Regions from separate parts of the Homo sapiens genome. Here region 1 is linked to region 2. The links are chromatin contacts, found by Hi-C in ENCODE. All regions are on one chromosome and are shown on one strand. The core of a region is the stretch at or near the end of the contact, and the rest is flanking DNA. Distances in the headings are between cores, read along the strand shown. Region 1 has its middle 77 kb from the start of ADTRP. Region 2 overlaps ADTRP (androgen dependent TFPI regulating protein).

Region 1 (3,786 bases), core at 183-2,682, 140 kb after region 2:
TGGAAAACACTTTGAACTTATAAATAAGCCATTTTCACTTAAAGATTCCCCTTCTTTCACTAGAAACCTTTTACACTTTGTTTCCCCTCCCCACCTCAACACCCTGCTAGCTTCCCTCCCACCCCCCACCCTGGAACAACAGATTGGGTTAGTGCTAGAAAATGTCTTTTATGGGCAACTTAGGCAACATTCCGTTGTCAATACAATCAACAGAAGTCAGAAATGTCAATATTAGGCAACAGTCAAAAAATTCAAATGAGTTTCTGGAAGTTGTTCCATTTCAGCCCCCTAGTAATTTCTGAGTAATTCCTTCATTTGCCTTCCAAACACTTGGCACAATATTATCTTCAGGGCACAAGCTATGCCCATTAAGCAAATTTATCCAAGCAAAACTGTGCAGCAAAAAGTGGTTTAACATATTCCAAGGTTCAATGTCTCTTTTTTAAGGCAGCTGCTCCTCTCAGCAAAAATAGAATTTAGGGAAGTGCCAACCACAGCATCCTGGGGACTGAAACATCTTTACACATAGTTGTTCTATTTTCAAATAAGAATATATATATAGATATAGATGATGTTTAAACATTGCAAAGCTTAAAGGCATTCACAGAGAGATTAATTGTTGTGTGTGACTATAAGTAACACAAGGCTGAGATTAATAATCTGCTCAGAGAACTATTTTTCATGCGACACACAGAATCTTATTGTGTGTATTTCATTATTGCTATCTGATGGTCCCAAGGGTTCACTGTGTTTATATAAAGATTCCTTGCCTCTTTCCAGAGCCTGGAATGTTTATATTTTAGCACATAATCTTCAGAGACTCTGATGTGAAAAGTAGAATGTGTTTTTAAAAACTCGTTGTGTATTTTCCAGAGTTATTTACAAAAAAAAAATTTTTATTGAATTTGCATTGATCAGTAGTTCCCAACCAGAGGTGACTTTGCTTCCCAGGGGACATTGGGCAATGACTGGAGATATTTGTGGTTGTCACAACTAGCATCGAGTGGACAGAAGCCAGGAGTGCTCAAAACCTACCATGCACAGGACAGGCCCCACAGCAAAGAATTATCCAGCCCCAAATCTCAATAATGCCAAGGCTGAAAGACACTGGTATAGAGCGTCTATCTTGGTTATACATGACAACACTACAGTTTGTTCCATCCAATAGAGAATGTCGCCCATAATATACCCAGAGCAACCACCAGTGGCCTTTGCAATTATAACCCTGTTGGCCTGAGAATACACATCCCCCGTTTCTGTGCATGTCTAGTCAGGGAACTGACCACCAAGTTGGAAGTGAGAGATTCTAGGTCATTTTACTTATGGCTTAAATAGCTCAATATGTTAAAGAGAATTTGGTGCTATCCTTGTTAGTCATGGCAAATTTCCTGGCTGCCTATAGAGAAAAGAGGCAAAGAAATCTATTCTCAGCTGATATGATGGGAAAAGAATTTGATATCTTAAAAAGAAATACTCAGTATTTACCACTGATTTGCAGCATGACCTCGGGGAACTCCCTGGCTTAAAAGCACAATGACTCATGAGTTCTCCGTGATCTGTGACATATTGAGAGCACATAGTGTTGCCTCTCTCTGTTTATTCTTCTAATTCGTTAAAAGAATCAACTATGATTTATTGAAAACAATATATATATATATATAGTGTGTGTGTGTGTGTGTGTGTGTGTGTGTGTGTGTGTGTGGTGTCAGCCTACCTTTTTCCTCCATCAACAGGGAGGGTTTGATTAGGGGATGAACCCCAAATGCTACTACTGCCCTACTCCAACAGATCCTATTTTCACTGTTTCTACATCCATCTCACCTTTGGGAACCATAAAATAAGTGTTTTGCTTGAAGTGTAGTCAGGGAGAGTCCTCATATGGATGTAACTATTCAAGTGTTTCTTCAGGTTTTTACAATAGGTAGAACTTGCAGATATACATTTATCAATTTATTATTAATCATTAGTGTTATGAACATCAAAATTTCAAGGTAGCAACTATCCAGCTTTCTAAAGTAAAATCAAAGTGCTTTTATTTTGCACCAAGTATAGTCTTAATCATGGCCTTCAGGTATATTTCCTTACTCCAAACATAATTCAGTGGAAAGACCAGGCAGTGACCTGGGGCACTTGTTTTTATCTCTCTGAAACTTATTTGTAAATTGGAGATAATAATCATATTTTATAGAGTTCTTGTGAGTTGAAAATGTTAGAAGTCTTAATACTGAAAATATCTACTAAGGATTAAGCAGGTGGATGAAAAACTCACCCCTGGATTCAAGTTAATGAAATCTTGGAATTCCGCAGAATAAACAGAAAAGCCTAAAAACTTGCTAAGAGAGGGAAGAATATTGGCCACATGCCAAGGGATGCAAATCAAACTGGTGTCAGACATTCTGTTAGCAACAGAAGACACTAGTAGATAGGGTGGCAAAGCTTCAAAGTTTTGAAGAAAAACGAATTTGGTCCTTGCATTCTATACCCAGCCAAACAATCATAAAGTACACGGTCAAATTAAAACACCTCCTGATATGCAGTAACTCAAAAAGTACATCACTCCTATATCCCATATGAAAGTACTCCCCGGGGGCTTTCTTACTACCAAAATAAAGCAATTTTCAAAAGAACATGAGACATAAGAGAATGTGCAATGAAGTGTGACCAAGAAGAGGTGAGGAAGCTGCAAACAAAGTTAAAAAGAATTAAATAGATACTAATTGGATATTCTCCTTGGAGCAGCAAAAGTTTGTGGCACAGGATCATATTACTCTTTTATGGATTCCTTTATGAATAATGTTTCTATAATTATAATAGTCCAATACTCCTTCAGAGTAAATATCTAAGGACAAAACATGGAAGGCAGTTACAGGTGGCTAGTTGAATTTAAATGTCATAAATGTTAGCAATAAATGATAATATGACTAACCAAAACTGGGAAACAGGGAGGGATAGAGGGATAGAGAAAGAAGATAGTGTATTTCAGCAAAAGTCTTAATTTTTCCTAGTAGAAGTCAACAGATACTGTCTGAAATAGATAATCACACAGTAGAGAACTACAGGGCTTGATACAGATGTCCTTTATAACTCTTACTCTTGCATTTCCCTGGAAGTATTCAACATGCAATTTGATAAGATAAATAAATTAGAGGTATGAAATCGGCAAGAGGAGGAAAAATGATCACTATTTGTAGATAACATGCTTATGTAAGTGTAAAATCACAGAGAATTTTCCAAAACACTTGCAAGCCATAAATTAGATCAATAAGTTAGTAGAACATGTCAGAAATCAATAGCCTTAATAAAGTGTAAAAAATGACCAAAAATAGCAGTTCAGGTAAGTTACCATGAAAAATCTTAACTAGTGTATATAACCCTTATGAGGAAAATTTTAAATCATTTCTGATGGATACAAAAGTGACAACTAGCAAATGGAAAGACTTAATGTGATAAATTAGAAGACTCCATCTCACGAAGATGTCAATTTCTCCTAAGTTATTTTATAAACGTAGCATGTTGCAAACAAAATACCAATTAGAGAAAACTGATAAAGAAGAGCAGTTATTATTTATACTAGATATATTGTAAAATATGCTATAAAACCTCAATAATTTAAACAGTGTGGCACTGTGTCATGAATATAGACAGACAAGAGGAAAAGAATAGAGAGCCCATGCATCCTCCAAAATAGTCCCTAAAATTAACAGAGAGTAAAGATGATAGCTCAAGTCAGTGGGGTGAAAGAGGAGTTTTTAACAAACGTTTTGGGGACAACCAAGCAGTGATGAA
Region 2 (3,393 bases), core at 828-3,327:
CTTCCCAACTGTACATTCAGCAACGTGCTGCCAGCTTGAAAAAGGCCATGGGGAGAGTGTTTACACCATGGAAATGAGCACACATTATCAATCAGAGCCTGACATCTTTTCCCCAGAGAGCTGGTTGTTAAACCTTTCCCAGCACACCACCCTCAGAAACTCAGTTTGCTCATTTGTAAAATGAGAACGTAACTCATCTCCTACTTACGAAGTTTCCGTGGGCTAGAATAAGTGGGAGTGGTGATGAATTACTTGACACTACACAAATATTGCTGGTATCATCATGTGGTTGCTATAGTTGTCATTTTCTATTAAGGGCCTAACATAGTGCTATGCAATCTGCAAATACCATATACCTTTTAGCAAATGTTTAATCAGTGTGTTATTGTTTTGTTGTGTATCTTTTCTTAAGCTACTGCAGCACCGAGCATGCCCTTGTGTGCTTAGGCATGTGCTCAATGGGAAATTGTTCCGAGACATTTCTAGTGTTGGAAGAGATATTGCACAATGGCCAGGCATGCTGCAATCAAGGTTTAATTTGGTCCTAGGGCCAGTAAAGCCACAAATAGAAATTTGCAGGCTCATCCCCACCAAGAGCTTACTGTGACTGAGAGTTACGCAGCCCGAGTCACCTCTGGGGTGTGGAACATTTGGGTGATCCCCCGAGGGCTTCACGTTTGGGGAATTTCCACTGTGGCAACTGTTTCTGAGCTCCTGCTGAGACCAGGTGCTTGGAGCAGTGAAGAGGCAGCAGTAGATGTGGGGAAAGAGGTGGTATTCCCAGCTCCAACTGGAAAAGACTTGAGGCCCATATTAACAGAACAGTAGAAAAAGAAGTGGGAATTAAGCAGGTTTCTTGGTGCCTGCCCTGGTCTTCCCTTAGGCTGCCTTCCCACCTGAGATATTCTGTCCTCTTCTGTAACCCTTCAAGACCACTCTTGCTCATTTTTACCAGATTTCTCCTACATAATGTTAGGTTGGGAAGTCCAAGTCCAATTTCCTTCAGTGTCCACACCCCAACCCATATGAGCCTAGTGACATACTAGTAGACTCAAATATGTCTACCCACCAATAGCCATTTGCCATTTGTGTTCTTTAAAAAATGTGCCCACAAATAAAGGCCAGGAAAATAACACTAGGAAAATCACAGCAGGGATCATGAATCCTTGTTAAGCATCTGGAAATCAGCTTTGTTAAACCACACACTAATTCAGAAAAGTGCTTTGTAGCAAAGCAATCTCAACAGCCCTTATAATTCTATCACTTCCCATCCAGATTCTTCTGCAAGCAAAATTTATTACTATACCATTTATTTGATGAATTAATCAATGTTCAAATGGAAGAGGTTTTGACAATGTCACTATGTTTGATGTTTATACCTGCCCTGAATGCTTGCTCAGAAGAGAAACAGATTTCCCAGTATTTTTTATAACTTACTTTCCCATTGTCTTCAATTAATTTGCTATTATCCCAAGTAGACAGACAACTTCAGTAGTAGCCATCTCCCTACATTTTTAGATCACTGAAAAAAATGGATGAGCAACCCATGAAAATAACTAGCTTACTGAAATGCTTGTCTTTTAAAGAAAGTTGGGATTATTTAAAAAAAAAAAAATGGCCCAGGACCAGTAGCTAGGAGATCTGGGAGAGAGAAGTCATTGCCTTGGTTCTGACACTAAGTAACCCTTTTGCCTTTTGCAGGTAACTTCTCATCTAGGTCCTCAGCATCCTTCTCTGTAAACTGAAGAGTTTAAATGACTCTAAGTTCCTCTCTCTCTCTCTAGATGTTCTCTAACACCAAGTTTATGTGAGTTTCTTTGGCCAGATTTTAACCAGAGACCATCCTCCACGAAGGTCAAAGATAATTAATTCTGAGATAGCAGGAGTTGTTTTTGGCATGTGCAGTCAACCTTTCAAAAAACCAAGAGTTCTCAAGTTAAGCTACCTTCACGAACCTCTTATTAAATTTAAGTATCACTCTCTGTCCCTCCTACTTTGCTATGTTCCTCCACCACCTCCCTCCACCAGAAAAAAAAAAAAAAGATGAGAAAAATCTCTTGTGTTTTCTTCTTTCTTGGTTCTTGGAAAATGGTGTGCAATTACTTCCTCTTCTTCCGTGGCTGCCTCATGTCACCTGTACAAACAAGAACAGAGACAGACCTCAGGCTTCAGGCTTTCCCTAATGGGTATTTTTGTTGTGGGTAGAGATTCACTCTGACTTGGGGCAGTGGAAAGTTGAACACACTTTTCCCAAGGTGACAAGATGCAGTTTAAGGAGTTATGAAAAAACAGCTGCCACGATGACAGGGGCAGAGAACAACTCTGCCGTCCTCCCTCAGTGCTGGGTTCACAGTTAGCCAGGCACCCACGATGCTGTTTGCCTTCAGGTACTCTGCATAGCTAAGAGGAAGCATATTGCTGTGACTCTGAGTGAGTGTCTGCAGGCTACACACAATCCATCAGCAAACTTTGAGACTTTGCAGATGGAGATGAAGAGACCACATCAAATTAGAGAGGAAATAGAAGGGTGGATGTTCAACTAATTGGGGTCATTCTGTGACCTCTTAGCAAATGAATTCATCAGCCTGGTGGAAAAGTACTGGCATATGGATTAGGTTTGAGTAAGCTCATTAGAGGGGCATTATTCTACTGAAATTATAGCATTAGATTTGTAGAATGACTTCTATTCAGCCAACAAGTTGGTACTCCATATTTAATGATCATAAATCTTTGTGTAAGCTCTGCAATTTGTGAAATTTCATTAGCTCATTATCCTTTGTGCTTGTTGCCAAATACTGTCAATGCTACTTTAAAAACTTCTCCTCCATTCCAGAACTTACAGCCCTGGTAGTTCTGGCTTGGTATTCCTGCAGCAAATCCATGCTCCTAATTCCATGATTCACCCTTCAAACCCTGCCACCTTCATCAATTCTATCCTTAACAGTAAACACTAGATATCTTATACTCATTCCATTCTGCTGGAACTCCACTTCTTAGAGGCTATCATGACTGGTGACTTGAAGTCCTGTTTGTGGCCCCTTAATTACACTGATTTCCTAGGATGGCCACCTCTTGATCATGCAGTCCTCATGGCTATCCTTGTATTCATCTCATGCAAAATTTTCAAGATCAAAACTCTGTCTTCTTCGTCTGCTCCTCATCAATCTAGACTACCCCAGTCACTTCAGCCGAGGCTTATTGTTTATCAAGCTTTATGGATTTCACGTTGTTTTCATTGGTGTGTCTACTTCTTTCTCTTCTGTTTTTCCCTTTTTTTTTTTTTTTTTTTTTTGAGACAAGGTCTTTGCCCAGGCTGGAATACGGTGGCACAATCTCAGCTCACTGCGGCCTTGAGCTCCTGGGCTGAAGTCCTCCAACCTCAGTCTCCTGACT

Evidence for each region. A loop is a pair of places that touch in the nucleus more often than their neighbours do. Pooled maps may share reads with other maps.
Region 1: a map with no recorded cell type shows a loop between it and region 2 (3-fold over the local background). The contact joins two enhancer-like sites. A Hi-C loop is called at or near these places in 1 of 168 maps with a recorded cell type or tissue (PC-3), 3 of 37 single-sample maps with no recorded cell type and 5 of 50 pooled maps.

Annotation. Positions count from the first base shown.
Region 1 is chr6:11,853,544-11,857,329 of GRCh38, forward strand. No RefSeq gene overlaps it. Among named protein-coding and RNA genes, the nearest start is that of ADTRP, 77 kb to the left of the region's middle. RefSeq lists enhancers at 1,196-1,275, 1,356-1,425. Within about 2 kb of position 1,433, at least 3 of the 41 ENCODE cell types and tissues checked have a DNase peak (open chromatin) inside an H3K27ac peak, as active enhancers do.
Region 2 is chr6:11,712,379-11,715,771 of GRCh38, forward strand. ADTRP (androgen dependent TFPI regulating protein) reads right to left here. Exons shown (of 6, transcript NM_032744.4): 6 at 1,145-2,134. The coding sequence ends at 2,100. Among named protein-coding and RNA genes, the nearest start is that of ADTRP, 65 kb to the right of the region's middle. RefSeq lists an enhancer at 1,998-2,147. Within about 2 kb of position 2,078, at least 4 of the 41 ENCODE cell types and tissues checked have a DNase peak (open chromatin) inside an H3K27ac peak, as active enhancers do.